Regions from separate parts of the Homo sapiens genome. Here region 1 is linked to region 2. Evidence: chromatin contacts called from ENCODE Hi-C or POLR2A ChIA-PET data. All regions are on one chromosome and are shown on one strand. The core of a region is the stretch at or near the end of the contact, and the rest is flanking DNA. Distances in the headings are between cores, read along the strand shown.

Evidence for each region. Hi-C counts contacts between places; a loop is a spot of excess contacts on that map. ChIA-PET counts read pairs that join two places held with the same protein, here RNA polymerase II (POLR2A). Pooled maps may share reads with other maps.
Region 1: a loop to region 2 is called in a map with no recorded cell type, with 2.7 times the contacts of the local background. The contact joins the promoter of ABHD12B here to the enhancer-like site in region 2. A Hi-C loop is called at or near these places in 2 of 168 maps with a recorded cell type or tissue (naive thymus-derived CD4-positive, alpha-beta T cell and natural killer cell), 2 of 37 single-sample maps with no recorded cell type and 10 of 50 pooled maps. POLR2A ChIA-PET finds 5 or more read pairs at or near these places in 2 of 52 experiments (both activated T-cell).

What each region holds. Positions count from the first base shown.
Region 1 is chr14:50,870,228-50,877,259 of GRCh38, forward strand. It overlaps ABHD12B (abhydrolase domain containing 12B), which reads left to right and starts at 1,826. Exons shown (of 13, transcript NM_001206673.2): 1 at 1,826-2,051. The coding sequence starts at 1,948. RefSeq lists a silencer at 5,309-5,358.
Region 2 is chr14:50,343,030-50,350,835 of GRCh38, forward strand. CDKL1 (cyclin dependent kinase like 1) reads right to left here. Exons shown (of 10, transcript NM_004196.7): 4 at 1,957-2,029. Among named protein-coding and RNA genes, the nearest start is that of DMAC2L, 35 kb to the left of the region's middle. RefSeq lists an enhancer at 4,482-4,776. Within about 2 kb of position 4,587, at least 5 of the 41 ENCODE cell types and tissues checked have a DNase peak (open chromatin) inside an H3K27ac peak, as active enhancers do.

The DNA of each region.
Region 1 (7,032 bases), core at 576-3,075, 520 kb after region 2:
CAACTTTGTTCATCCAGCAAGTAGATGGAAATATCCTCTCTCAACCTGAGCAAGTAGATGGAAATAGACTCTGGGACCATATGCAGCTGTTCTTCTCTCCTCCAAGCTCTCCTCCCCATCTTTGATCCCTCCATCTCCACTTGGCATGGCCCCAGAGTCCCATCCAGAGCTTCCCTGAACAAGTTCTGGGAGATTCCAGACCACGTTTATGAAGAACTCCAAGGGTAGAGCCGACATCTGCTTGAAGCTTTCTCATCATGCAGGTTGTGGCTCTGTGAAAACCCACCTGCTGCTGGCTCATCAGTCAGGCTTGGATCCCATTGGTCCTTTCTGAGCTAATTCCTCTTCTATCTTGATGTGTGTGAATCAGAAACTGAACATTCCAGCCAGGTGTGGTGACAGAGACCTGTAATCCCAGCACTTTGGGAGGCCGAAGTGGGAGAATTGCTTGAGGCCAGGAGTTTGATAGCAGCCTGGGCAACATAGTGAGATCTCATCTCTATACACACAAGCGTGCGTGCGCGCGCGCACCAGGCATAGTGGTGCATGCTTGTAGTCCCAGCTACTTGGGAGGCTGGAGTGGAAGGATTGCTTGAGTCCAGGAGTTCAAGTGAGTTCAAGTACAGTGAGCTATGATTGCACCACTGCACTCCAGCCTCAGTGACAGGGTAAGACCATGACAAGAAAGAAAGAAAGAAAGAAAGAAAGAAAGAAAGAAAGAAAGAAAGAAAGAAAGAAAGAAAGAAAGAAAGAAAGAGAAAGAAAGAAAGAAAGAAAGAAAGAAAGAAAGAAAGAAAGAAAGGAAGGAAGGAAAGAGAAAGAAACAAAGAAAACAAACATTCCCAGAGCAAGTATAAGAGTATTAACAGGCAGTGAACAAAATCCCCCTTTGCCCTGACAGTTCCATGAAATGAGCTAGTACTCAAAGAAAACTTCCCTTTCTTGAAAAGTGTGGGTATTTTCCCCCAGACCATCTTACTATCCTCAAGCAGATGGGTTTCCACGCACTTTCTGGTGCTGACAGCCCCCTGCTGTGCCCTCTGAACACAGACACTACAAAAAACCCATTTCACCTCTTAAGATTTGCACCTTGCCTCCAAGATGAAGCCTTGATGCTGGCATCCGAATGTATCCAAATAAAACCTAATTCCCTTTCTTCCTCCTTTGTCCCCACACATGCAGGCCGTGGCTTCCCTAGAGTAGCTCTGGTAGACAGTTCCTGCTCCTAGGAGACAGTTGCACAATGTAAACCTGCACCAAGATGTAAACCTGTACCAAGGTCAAAGTTTCAAGGTGTGAACTCCTTGGTACAATGATGAGGTTCTGCTACATGCTGCTACGTAAACAAAATACCGAAAAGGTCTTAATTTTTTGCTACATGGAGTAATTGTGTTCATAACCCCACGTGGACAGACAAATCATTAGTAAATCAAAGGGAGCCAAAGAAATTCTTTCTATAGTAAGGGTGACAGGGTGGGGGGCTGTGAGGATTTTGGGGGTGGATGGGGAATTGGAGACAAGGAGGCTTCAGAAAAAGAGAAAAAGAAAAAAGTGAGGTTTAAGTAGAGGAAAGCTTATATTCTTCATGAAAATCAAAAGCTGTGGCGGTCAAACTTTTGTGTTAGTAGTACCATGGTGAAAACATATTTTACTGCGTTGCGCGCGCCTCACACCCACACACACACAGAAGTATAATGGAAATCAATTTAAAATAAAATGTAGCATAGCTAGCTATAAGCTTAGGACATCTGTGTGTGTGTGTGTGGCCGCGAACAGCCTGACCCGGGCGGAGCGCACCCTCGGGCCGCGTCTCCCCCGCCGTACCAGCCTGCCTGACCGCGCGGAGGAGGAGGGCGGGCGCGGTGCCGCCGGGGCGGGAAGGTCGCGGGCGGCTGCTCCGGACTGCAGCTCCCGCGGCGGTGGCGGCGTATCGGGACACGGCGCGGGATGGACGCGCAGGACTGCCAGGCGGCCGCATCGCCCGAGCCGCCCGGGCCCCCAGCCCGTAGCTGCGTGGCCGCCTGGTGGGACATGGTCGACCGCAACCTGCGGTGAGTACCGCCCGGTCCACCCCTGGCCGGGCCCCGACGGCTCAGGCTGCGCGGGGATGGGGCAGGGGGCCAGGGCGCGGCCGAGGCCGCAATCCCCTCTGCTGGCCCGGGCCCAAGGCCCAGCATTGTGGCTTCCGGGGGACCTCGGCGGCCCCCTGAGAACTCTAGGGCTCTTTGGTTGCCCTTGCTATCCTCAGCCTCAATCCCAACCTGGACCAGCGAGACTCTCAGGTTTGGTATTTCAGGAAGTTATAACTTTTGGGGGCTTCTGAAATACAGATGCCAGGGAGATGGTTGAATTCCTACACCAATCTCTATTATCTGACCATTTTGCTAACATACAAGATGGATCTGAATGACATTAGTAATAGTGACAATAGTAATATATGTTGTAATCTTGGACGGGATCCTCTTAGGTCAAGGGCCTATCTGTGTAGGTGGAAAAGAATCAGAAAATCCGTGCCTAGTTCCCTGAGTGTGAACTCCCTGGCATGTATTTAAAGAAAACACCTCCAGTATGCTAAAGATGTACATAGTGTGTTGAAACCATAACTTGGCATTACCTGTGCCAAGTTCTTATGTTGTTTAAGTCTGAAATGTATCAGTGGGTGTTTCGGGTTTTGTTTCTGTTTTCTTCCTCCCATGGATCCTCGGTTTAAACAGTAATCTTAAATTACCTGAATCCACCTGCAACATATTGTCAGTCTTGTTTGCACTGAAGCCAGGTATTGGTTGGAGATCGTGGACCCAGGACACGTGGGTATTTCATTTAGTTTTGTTGGTGTGGGAAGGTATTGGCATTTTTACTTCCCTCTTTCTATTCCTTTTGTTTAATTTGTGCTGATTAGAAAATATCCAAAAATTACATCCAGACACAGGAGACCTCACTTTGGAGTGCCCAGAGTGATGATGACAAACGGGGATCTTTTCTCTCTCTCTCTCTCTTTTTTTTTTCTTTTTTGAGACAAGGGTTTCACTCTGTTGCCCAGGCTGGAGTGCAGTGGCACAATCTTGGCTCATTCCCAGGGCTCCAGCGATCCTCCCGTCTCAGCCTCCCCAGTAGCTGGGACTACAGGCACCTGCCACCACACTGAGCTGATTTTTGTATTTTGTGTAGATATGGGTTTTCACTACATTGTTCAGGTTGGTCTCAAACTCCTGGAGCTCACAGATTCCACCTGCCTTGGCACCCCAAAGTGTTGGGATTACAGGTGTGAGCCACTGCACCTGGTCTCTTTTCTCTTCTATTCCTTTTTATTCTCATTGCAGACAGCAGAGTGCTGGCAGCTCTGCAGGGGCCCAGTCACCTAGAACCCATGCCTCCCAGCTCTGGGTTGGATCTGAACACGTGGCAGAATGTCCTGATTGCACTTGTCAAACTGCATATTAACAGGACTTCTCTCCCAGATGTGGTGATTCTGGGAACGTTGACATCTAATGTTTTTCACTTTGATGGTCTCTGTGGAATTGATGGCTGATTATTTAACATTTATTTGGCAGTAAAGGGCATTTATTAGGCAGAGAATCAAAGTTGCACATCATACTCATAGAGAATAACCCACTTTGTTGATAATGGAGTGGGAGATAGGGAGTTGGGGACCATCTATTACTTGCCTTACTAATTAGTGAAAAAAGTCTCAAGAGACACTTCCTGAAAGAACAAAATACTAGCGTATGTCTTCATCTGAGCAGAAGATTATTGGCTACCATAAGATGTGCTGAGGCTGAGGCCCAGACCCATTTCCACTATCCCAAGTCCTCTTTGATTCTTGGAGCCGGGTTCACTTAGGTGAGCAAACCTTCATGGAGGGCTTGCCATGCCCCTGGCCCTGATCATGGCACTGGAACTAGTGGGATGTGTTGTGAGACCCAAGAACATTTCATCATATGATTTTTTCAGTGGCTATTTTTTAATGCCTTGGGAATCTAGTTATTTATTTTACAAAAATTTTTATCAAATCCAGTTGCTGCTTAAGGTGGGTGGGCCAAGGAGAGTAAGTCTCCACTTTACAACTGGTTTTCTTTAAATTAGAAAAATGAGGCCAGGCATTGTGGCTCACATCTGTAATCCCAGCACTTTGGGAAGCCAAGGCGGGCAGATCATGAGGTCAGGAGATGGAGACCATCCTGGCTAACACAGTGAAACCCTGTCTCTACTAAAAATACAAAAAATTAGCCAGGCGTGGTGGCACATGCCCGTAGTCCCAGCTACTCCGGAGGCTGAGGCAGGAGAATTGCTTGAACCTGGGAGGCGGAGGTTGGAGTGAGCCGAGATCGCACCACTGCACTCCAGCCTGGGTGACAGAGCGAGACTCCGTCTCAAAAAAAAATAATAATAAAAAAAGAAAAATGGAAAATGTGCTCCAGAAGGAAGTTGGGGGAAACCAAAGGTTTATTTTCCTCCTCATTTCCCCCATTCCACCCCAAGTCATTACAATCCTAGATAGTGCTCAGAAAATGTGCAGGAGTAGGCTGATAAATGTGTTCATTCTTTCCACAGCGTTGGTTCTTTATTATCTATTGGATAGTATTCTAGTCTTGGTCACACAGCAGTAAATAAAACAGACAAAATCCTTGCTCTGTGGAGCACACATTGATTCATTTGCAATTGTAAGTAAAAAAAAGAAAATGAAGTCCTTCCTCTTTCCTCTGAAGCTACCAATAAATGTTGCTTCCTTCTCCCTTACAAAATAAATGCACTCTCTTTCTATTTTCAACCTATGCGTCAATATTTACTGAGCTCAGCCCTGGGCTAGACAGAGGGAAATGTAAAGGAAGCATTCTATGCCATGTTGTTCTTGTTGTCTGTGGCCTGATAGAGTGGAGAAGACAGGGCTAATAATGGGAAAGCCATCACAGAACAATTCAAGGCCAGCTGAGGCCCCGTTATTATTTGTGGGAGGAAAGACAAGAGAGGAGAGGTCACCATGGAATGATCTCTCCAGGAGACTTTGACAAAAAAGAGATACTTCCATGGGTGTGAAGGAAGAGGGGATTTGGTTGGGAGGATGTCTCCCGGTGCTTGGTGACAAACACATGTCGACTGAGTGAATTGGCACACAGGTTGAAGGTACCTGTCTTAATATTTGAAATAGTAAATGTAGTTAGATTTGGGCTTCCCAAAGTTGGTTTGCAGAAACCTCTGAGCATGAGTGATTCACCCTGTAGCAGCTCAGACTCCACCAGCTTTCACCAGTAAGAATCATCCAGTTAGGTTCTGAGTCCCCTGTGGGACGCTGTGTGGTTACAGCTGCAGCTGATCAAAGGGCAAGTGAAAGAACACCAAAGCACCAAGGTGGCCGTTTGATGTGGCTGGCCGTTAGCGGGGATTGGGCTGAAACTGCATCCTCTGCTCAAATAAGGTCTATTAGCCACTGGTGACTTTTGATCCCTTACTGATCTAGGGGAAGTCAAATTGACAACCCCTTAGTTAAAAGAAGCTGCTTTGCATTATTGATGCTCTGAGGATCTGGTCACTCTGTTCTCTTCCCGCAGTGCATCTCAGAAAAGTGCCTCGAGCTATTTGAGAGAAGGACTGTGTATGAATTATTCCTTAAAAAACAGACACACATTTCCCTCTACTGCCTCTGCTTCCCAAGCAGACCTTCAAAACATAGCTTAGCGGGAGACTACCCTGCCTACCTTCAAAAGACAGCTTAGCTGGAGACTAACAGGCAGGGTGGAGGTGAGTGAGGGGAGCTTAGAAGGAAGCCAGCAGGAGCCAGCAGCTGGAAGGAGGCACAGTTCAGCCTTGGGTTCAGTTCTGTCCATTTGGGCTTGATCTGTGGCTCAAAGTGGCTTCTCTGGGTTTTGATTTCTTATCTCTAAAATCAGAACAACAATGTCCTCTCCTTCCTGCCGCCTTCATGGCAGGGGTGGTGGGGTGCTATTTTAAAGTATTATGAAACAATCATTTTCATTTCTTTCTTGCTGATTTTATGAGTAGGCAATTGCCAGCGTATGATGTATTCAAAAATCTATCCATTACCCTTAGCCCACATATCTTTTCCACTTCTTGCAGAACTGCTGGAAATTCATCAGAGATTCATTATCTTCTCTCTTCGTGCCTCTTCCAAACACATATAAGTGCTCTGATTTTTAAGTCATTAACACTTCAGGGGGAATTAATTTTTTTAGAGGTCTTTCTTTGATGACTTTGTTATCAGAGGGCTCCTGAGAATACAGGAGCAGGAAGGAGGAAAGAAGAAAGGACGGGACCCTGCTGAGAGGGCTAAGGTGCAGAAGGAGATCTTAAAACAAGATTGTCTATGAGCAGAATTTTGCCAGAGGCCAGCTTTGTTCCTGGGGTTCATTTCTGCTTACATGGATGTCACCAAGACTGTGACATCCTGGAGATCATTATAAGACTATGGGATCAGACAGACCTGGGTATGTGTGGCTCTGCCATTCATTGACTTGTGACCTTGGAAAGATTACTTAACTTTCCAGTCTCATTTGCAAAGCAAAGGTAATAATTATCTTCCAAAAATGCCTCTGGTCTAGCATAGAAATCAGGGCAGGGGAGACAATTTATCAAAAATGCTTTCCAGCCCCTCAACCTTACCATTTGATTATATTAAACAGTTTTAACAATGATCTCTTACAACATGGAAAGGGACTTACTTAATGGATAATGTGGGCAAAAACTGGAAGCAGGAGGTGATGACATTGACCTCCTGTATCCCTCACCTCTCTAAGACCCTCACAAGAGAGGTGGCTTGAGACAGAGGTGTCCTTAGTGACCCCTCATGGACAAATCGTCACTTGTGTGCTGACAGCTCCTGATTGGGTGGTTTGTGTCACAGGGAACAATAGCGTAGGCAAGATGTGCATGCGCCCATCCCACTCCCTGACCAGGCTCCAGCCCTGTGCCTCATGGGTCCATCTCTTCCAGGGATCTCATCTCAGAAGTGGGGTCTCCTAACACTGGCTCATTTCTTCCTAAGATAAGTCCAGAATATAGAGGATCTAGGGATTATTC
Region 2 (7,806 bases), core at 3,337-5,836:
CCACAGCCAACATTCTTAAACAGGGTGATCTTAGAGAAAAGAACGTTTGAGAATCTTCACATGATTTTCTCATTAAATGACAATTTCTTTGGCAAAGAACAAATCAACAACCTAATTAAGAGTTACTTTTTTTTTTTTTTTTTTTGAGTTGGGTCAAAATACTGCTCAGGGTCCCTAATAATCTTCCTCTTTCCCAAGTGTTTTCCTCTTAGGAGGAGAATGCTAGATCGTTTGCAACCTGAGAGACCCTCTTTGGCCTGCAGCCTGAAACCCTGGGGTTATTCTTAAGAATCTGGAGAGGACTTGGGTTCTTCTTGGGCATGACCAGTTCTCACTCCAAAGGACCTTCAGGATGAGAGATCAGTGTCAATGTTTCCCCATGGGTATTTATTATTCTGGAAAATTTGGGGTAAATAAAACAACTTTGGGATTTTATTATAATCGATCTGGTTCTTAGCAATTAACATCCTGAGATCTCTATTCTTTTTACCACTGGCTTCACATATTGCTATAAATGGGTACACCATGAATATCATGATGACATATGGTCAGAAGTACTTGTAAGCAAGCATGTGCTCCTATTCTGTTCTGGGAATTCTTTACAAGTTTCTGCACCCACCCCCATCAGCACATGGAGCCAAACAGGGTGTCTGGGGCTCTCCAGGGAACTGTGGTATGCATTATATTTGTTTTTAGCATCCCAGATCTGCCCTACCAGGGTCTTGGTGCAGTCTCTCTTGCTCCCCCATCCTAAAACCTGCTCTTGAAAGAGTGGTAAGTCATAGTAACTAACAATATGGGTGTCCACTCTCCCCTGTGTATTACAAGGATTATAGCCTTTAGCTAGTTGGAGGCTCCTCAGGGAGAAGTGCTGTCTACTCTCATACTTCCTCCTTCCGGGAATGCAGCATCAGGAAAAATCATTTGGAACAATATAAAGAAGGAGATTTAGCCCTACCACCTAAATTGACCCTGGCAGTTGAGTAAGATAAAACATTGCAGTGAAATTGCACTCATGGCCAAAACGAAGCTCTAACTTTGGAATCTGGTTTCTATGCACAGTGGGCAGTATTGTATTGGATGGGGCAGCAGGCTTCCCAGCATCTGTGAAGTCACGTCACCTGGGCAATAGTCTACTATGCCTCTACCAGCCGCCTGTGGCCAGGAGTGTCACAGGCTTTCGATAGGTTGCTTGGTTCGAGACTCGACACTCATATCTCACCAAAGCAGACACTGGCACTTTGCACTGGGTTTGGGGTTCCACCTACTGCAACTGACATACTGCAGCTAAGCAGGCATGAATCACCTGGGGTTTTCCCCAATTTCATAGCCTTTTGGGAGTACAAGACCACATAGACTCCAAGTGAATGGGGTTCTACCTTAAATCTGAGTAGTTTCTAAGCAGTATAAATGTATGACTAATTTTTTGTTCTTTGTGGTTTTTTTTTTTTTTTTTTTGAGACAGGGTCTCATTCTGTCATCCAGGTTGGAGTACAGTGGCATGATCTTGACTCACTGCAGCCTCGACCTCCCCAGCTCAAGTGATCCTTCCACCTCAGCCTCCTGAGTAGCCAGGACCACAGGCACACACCACCGCACCCAGTTCATTTTTTTTTATTTTCTGTAGAGACAGGGTTTTGCCATGTTGTCCAGGCTGGTCTTGAACTCCTGGGCTCAAGTGATCTGCCTACCTTGGCCTCCCAAAGTCCTGGGATTACATGCAGGAGCCACCATGCCTGGCACTAGTTTCTTAAAATCATAAAAATGCATGTTTTATATAACCTGAGCAAGAAGGAATAGCTAGGTTGGCATTTTTAGCCTATACTTACCCAACCAGGCTTATGAAGATTTGGGTAAAAAATTTTACCCACAGAAGTGTGACATAAACTTTGTACAAGGCTCCACCTCAGCTTAAGGGGAGCCTTGTTGCTTTTCAAAAGAGATCATGAGACTTACATTGTGTTTATGGCAAAAATTTACAGCTTGCAGTGTCTGCCAAGTTATGCTCTTCACGAGATGTTCTGGTACCCTAATAAAAATAAAGCAGCACAAACACATTCTTTAGTGTAGCCATGGAATTCAGCTCAAGAAAAGAAAAAATAAACGAAGATAGGCTTTAGTAGTGAAAAATCTTAGGTGACACATAGTCATCTTACTCATCAATCATTCCATGAATCCAAAATGTAAAAATATGCGACCAGCACACCGCTGAAGTCTAGGGAGAACAGGTTAACAAAAATGCAAACATCTACTTCTTTGGTAAGGACATGAAAACCTACAGGGATTTCAACAAGTATTTATAACCACCTATCTCAAACATCTGTGACACCACTGGGAAACTGCCTGGTAACTTAAGCTCCATTTTCACAAGGAATTTTTTATTGATGTAAAGTTAAGTTACTATTCAGCACAAAAGATGCTGTTTATTTTCTCAAGTTGCCCCAAACAGACAGCCTTGAAGCAGGACTCATCTTCCATGTGTGGGCATGTGGTCTCTCAGAGCAGCATTGCTGTTGTTTGTTTGGTTTTTTAGATAATGAAGACTTTACTGATTATAGCAAAGAGCTTTACATTGCAAACCATTCTATTTGTTTTTTAGCATCCCAGATCTGCCCTACCAGGGTCTTGATGCAGTCTCTCTTGCTCCCCCATCGTAAATTGTTATTAAATGTTAATAATAATTTAAAAACCTGAGGCATCCTGGTTCTTTCCCTATGCTGCCATGGCAGCCAGCTGCAGCCCAGGTACATCTTTCTACTCTCTCCTCCATCACCACAGCTAAACTTCAAGCCACTGCTCCCAGTACTTCTTCCCTGACTCACATCTTTTATTACCAGGGCAACCAGTAGTTCCAGCAGGTACTTTGTGTGAATTAGAAAGAGGCATCTCGCCTGGAAACATTTAAAACAACAACAAACCAAGGCAGGGAGTGTAAGAAACGAACCACAGAGAGAGTGCATTTATTTTCTGAGACCCCAACCCACTGGCTGGACTTACTGTTTTGATAAACATTCCACAGTGTTGCTGTGGTCCTCAGCCAAAACGAATAAGTAAATCAGGGAGGAAGCTCTTGAGTAGCTGTGTTAAGGGGACTACAAAAAGTCACTTGTAGCCTCTGAGAGAGGCTACAAGGCCACTGTTGTCACAGGCCAGACGTTCAGGAAATCCTTTCAAGCAGATCAGGGGGTGTTTGAACAGAGAGTGGGATCACATGAAGGAAAGGAAGAGGCCACTTCCAGGAAGGCTAGTTGGGACATTGCTGGACCAGGTCTATGTCCCTGTGTTTGAAGTTGCTTCTCTCCAAATTCTCTTTTCCTTGTTTGAGCGGCATATAGGCATAGATGCTAGAAAAAGTCACTGTCGAGAAAAAAGGCTTAGAAAAATGCAACTAAGATGAGACATTAGGGGGAATGCTTTTCCCCAGCCTCCACTTTTAATTTTTTTTTTTTAGGGTCAGGGTCTTGCTGTGCTGCCCAGGCTGGAGGCAGTGGTGCTATCATAGCTCACTGAACTTTGGACTCCTGGACTTAAGGGATCCTCCTGCCTCAGCCTTCCCAGTAGCCTCTACATTTTGTCCAGAAAAATGGAATATATTTTGATTATTCAATAAATTAAATTTTTGGTTTTTTTTTTTTTTTTGAGATGGAGTCTTGCTCTGTCACCCAGGCTAAAGTGCAGTGGTACAATCTCAGCTCACTGCAAACTCTGCCTCCCAGGTTCAAGCGATTCTCCTGCCTCAGCCTCCAGTAGCTGGGATTACAGGTGTGTGCCACCACACTCAGCTAATTTTTGTATTTTTAGTAGAGACAGAGTTTCACCATGTTGACCAGGCTGGTCTCAAACCCCAGACCTCAAGTGATACGCCCACCTCAGCCTCCCAAAGTGCTGGGATTACAGGTGTGAACCACCATGCCCGGCCTGCAAATTAAGTATTAATATAGGGTTACCAGTACCAGGCAACTTTAGTTCCTACAAACATTTCCCCAAATAAATTATATAAAAGGAGCATATAAAAGTAAATTATAGTTGCATATCATTATTGCTCCTTTAATCCCCAGCACAGCTAATCCCCAGAATTACAAAACTCTCAAATGTAAAAACTCTGTACAAACTACTTAGTGCCATCTTGAACTGGCTACTCACTTCACTTCTTTACTCAGTTTCTTTTCTGTAATGCAGAGGCCTCAGACTCTGAGATCCCTTTTAGCTGAAACACTCATAATAAGAGGGGCCAGTTTTTCACTGTTGGAGAAGGGAGTTACAACTATAAAAAGGGGAAAAATAGATAGAATATATTCTGTGGTGTTGGATTTAGAGAGAGAGAGAGAGAGACAGCGTGAGAGTGCTGTGCTAGAAGGGGTTGATCACCTTATATAGGATGGCCCAGAAAGGTTCTCTGGTTAAGGGAACATCTAAAATAGTGGTTAAGTGGTGAGAAGTGGCCAGATTTGGGCTATATTTTTAAAATAGAGCTTCCAGGATTTTCTGAGGGATTGGATGTGGGAGAAAGAGAAGAATCAAGGAATGACATCAGGTTTTTAGCTTGAGTAACTGGTACACAGTGGTGCCTTTTACTCAGGAGAACACTGGAGGGGAAACTGGTTTGGGGGAAGGGAATGCTTACTGGACACCCAAAGGAAGACTGTGAGTCAGCAATTCTACATTCAGAAGGAAGGTCAGGCTGGAAATATGAGTTTGAGAAGCATAGCATATGGGTGGTATTTGGGGCCTAGGACTGAATGAAGCCAATTAAGGAGTGAATCCAGCTAAAGAAGAGGAGCTCGGAAGGAAGCTGTGAGACCCTTCCCCACAGAGGAGCAGAAAGAGGAAGGGGACCCCACAAGGGCACCTGAGTTGAGAGCATCAAGTGAATAAGACAACACTCAGGAGAATACAGTATCACAGGACCAACTGAAGAAAGTGTGTCAAAGGACTTCTGAATTAAGATGATGGATTAAGCAAGCCCAGCTAATTTTGTTCCCTCCTGAAACCTGACTAGAACTACGCTGAAGACTTCTAAAGACAAAACCTCACAAGGTCAGAGAGGACAGGAGAAGAGATAACAGCAACACAATGTGGAATCCAGAAAGCAACTGAATGAAAGATAATTAACTTAACAATCCTAGAAAGCGAAAATCTAAGCCAGGAGAGGGAAGGTGGAGAACCAACCAATTCATCCAGAAAGAATCCTCAAAAGGCTCGGGAAGTAGCAGCCAAAGTCTCTATGGAACTAGGAGCTAAGGAGTATGGAAAAAACTGTTTAGAAAATAATTAAATCCCTAGATCCCCTCCTCTATCATTTGCCCATAGGGAAACACTCTCCACTACTGGGCAGAAGGCTGGAGCTTTGTTTCTGGAAAGGATAAAGCAGAGGACATTTGGCATACGTGAGATTGTGGATACCGTTCTGAAAATGTGGATACTGTTCTGAAAACAGGGGATTAAAGGACTGTACACATACAAAATGCTGAATGCTGGGATTCCCCACCCCTCTTCCCTCACTAGACTCTGGGAAACCCGGCAGGCAGACTTCACTCTCCAGGCACAATATTCAAAGACTTTTTTGGGAGAAGCTCAGAGGGAAAGCTCTGAAGATTCTGACACTGGGGTTCCACCAGCAAATGGCCCAGCTAGAAAACCATAGTGAAGCTCAGAGCTTCCAGTAGTTCCTTGTTCTTAACTATGAGCATATAACCAGAGACTATATGATGCCCAAGAAAAGCCTCTAATAAGAAAGTAGAAGACCAGAACAAACAGAAAAAAGCAACTTAAAAGAAACAGAAATTATGGAGGATGAAGAGAACATTTTTAAATACCATTAATATCCTCAGAGAGAACAGGAAAGCTGTTGTATCCATGAAATAAGAACAGGATACTACAAGAAAATGGGAGGACCAGTTCAAGAGTCCACATCCCAATAATAGAGGGTACAGAAAAAGAAAATAGGTAAAACAATGAACAGGAAGTCAATAACAAAACAATTCAAAAATTTTTTTCTGAGGCAGAAAAGGCCCAGCAAGTGCCAGGATAATGGATGAAAATCAAGACACACTCATGAGTTTCATAATCAAAAACACTGAGCACAAAGAGAATCTCCTACAAGTTTCTGGAAAAAGAAACAGGACTTCACAAGAGAGCAGAAAATAGAATGGCATCAGGCTTCTTGGCACTAGAAGATAGAAGACACTAAAATAATGACTTCAAAAATTTGAAGGAATATTATCTTCAACCAAAAACCAATAAACAAGCCTATATCCAAACAAAATACCAAACCAGTGTGAGGATAGAATAAAGCATGTGAGGGCAAGGTCTCAACCTCTTATTTGTTCCTGTACCTCTCATCTGCTCTTTCTCAGGAAGCCCCTCATGGATGCAGTCCACCAGAAAGGAGCAGTCCATTATCAAAGAAGATTATGTGGGCTGGAGACCCAATGCAGGAGGGAAGCAGCAGGAGTTTCTGGGAGGATGGCAGAGGGAGATGACGGGATAACTGCACTCCAGGTGGCAAAAGCAACCCATCCTGACAGGACAGTGTGACCCAAGAGCCATGCACAGTAAGGGGTATCATCGCCATGCCCTCTGCCTCATGCAATCTTAAATAAATATGAATATATTCAACAAACTTAACAGCTCTGGAAGAGTCTGGGTGACTGGCTGGACCCTTCAGGCTAAGGCAGATGTTTTGATGTTCTTTGTTCTTCTCTCTTGTCTTTTTGTTGTTGTTGTTGTTGTTGTTTGTTTTTTGTTTTGTTTTTTTGAGACGTTGTCTCCCTCTGTCACCCAGGCTGGAGTGCAGTGGTGCTATCTTGGCTCACTGCAACTTTCTCCTTCTGGGTTCAAGCAATTCTCCTGCCTCAGCCGCCCAAGTAGCTGGGATTACAGGCACACACCACCACACCCAGCTAATTTTTGTATTTTTAGTAGAGATGGGGTTTCGCCACGTTGGCCATGGTTGGCCAGGCTGGGCTCGAACGCCTGACCTCAGGTAATCTGCCTGCCTTGGCCTCCCAAAGTGCTGGGATTACAGGTGTGAGCCACCGTGCTTGGCCAATACTTTTTTTGCAGAAATGGGGGTCTTGCTGTGTTGCCCAGGCTGGTCATGAACTCCTGGGTTCAAGTGATTCTCCTGCCTTGGCCTCCCAAAACACTGGGATTATAGACATGAGCCACTATGCCTGGCCTAAGGAAGATGTTCTTAAAATTGTAGCCCGTGCTAGCAAGGCTAGGGAACTCATTCCACCTTAAGATATTTGTTTCCACATTGGTGGTAAATAGTGGTTGTGGCTGAGCTCTAGGGCAGAGTGGGGAAGGGCTAGAACAGGTATGAAGAAAAGGGGCTCAATTCCTTCTCATTCTTTACTCCCTTTAATAGCTCTTCTAGCTCAAAAGCAAGCTCTCCTTTCAGAGCAATCATACATAAGCTCAACCTTAATCTATGAGAGAAGAAGGGGCTTGAGCTTTTCTCCTGGGCCTGGTTCTTCTCTGCCATGGGATTAGGTGATTGAACTTTAGACGAGCCATATATATCCCCAGCTTTTCTTCCTAGTAAATAGTACTCCAAGGGAGCTGGACAGGATCCAACTTGGGCCTTTTGGACTCCCAGCCAGCTGGGCCTGGTCTGGTGGGCTTTAAAATCCTGAAGATATCAGCTCCCCCGACCTAGAAATGAGAGTCGGGCAAGGTATGAGAAAATCAAGCAAGGATCCTCCCTTTCTTTTCTGTCCCACACCAAGATGGAAGGGGCTCAAGAAGGCACTTCCATAGGTAGTCAGGTGGTCTTCCTTGAGGCCTTCAGTTCAGTTGCCT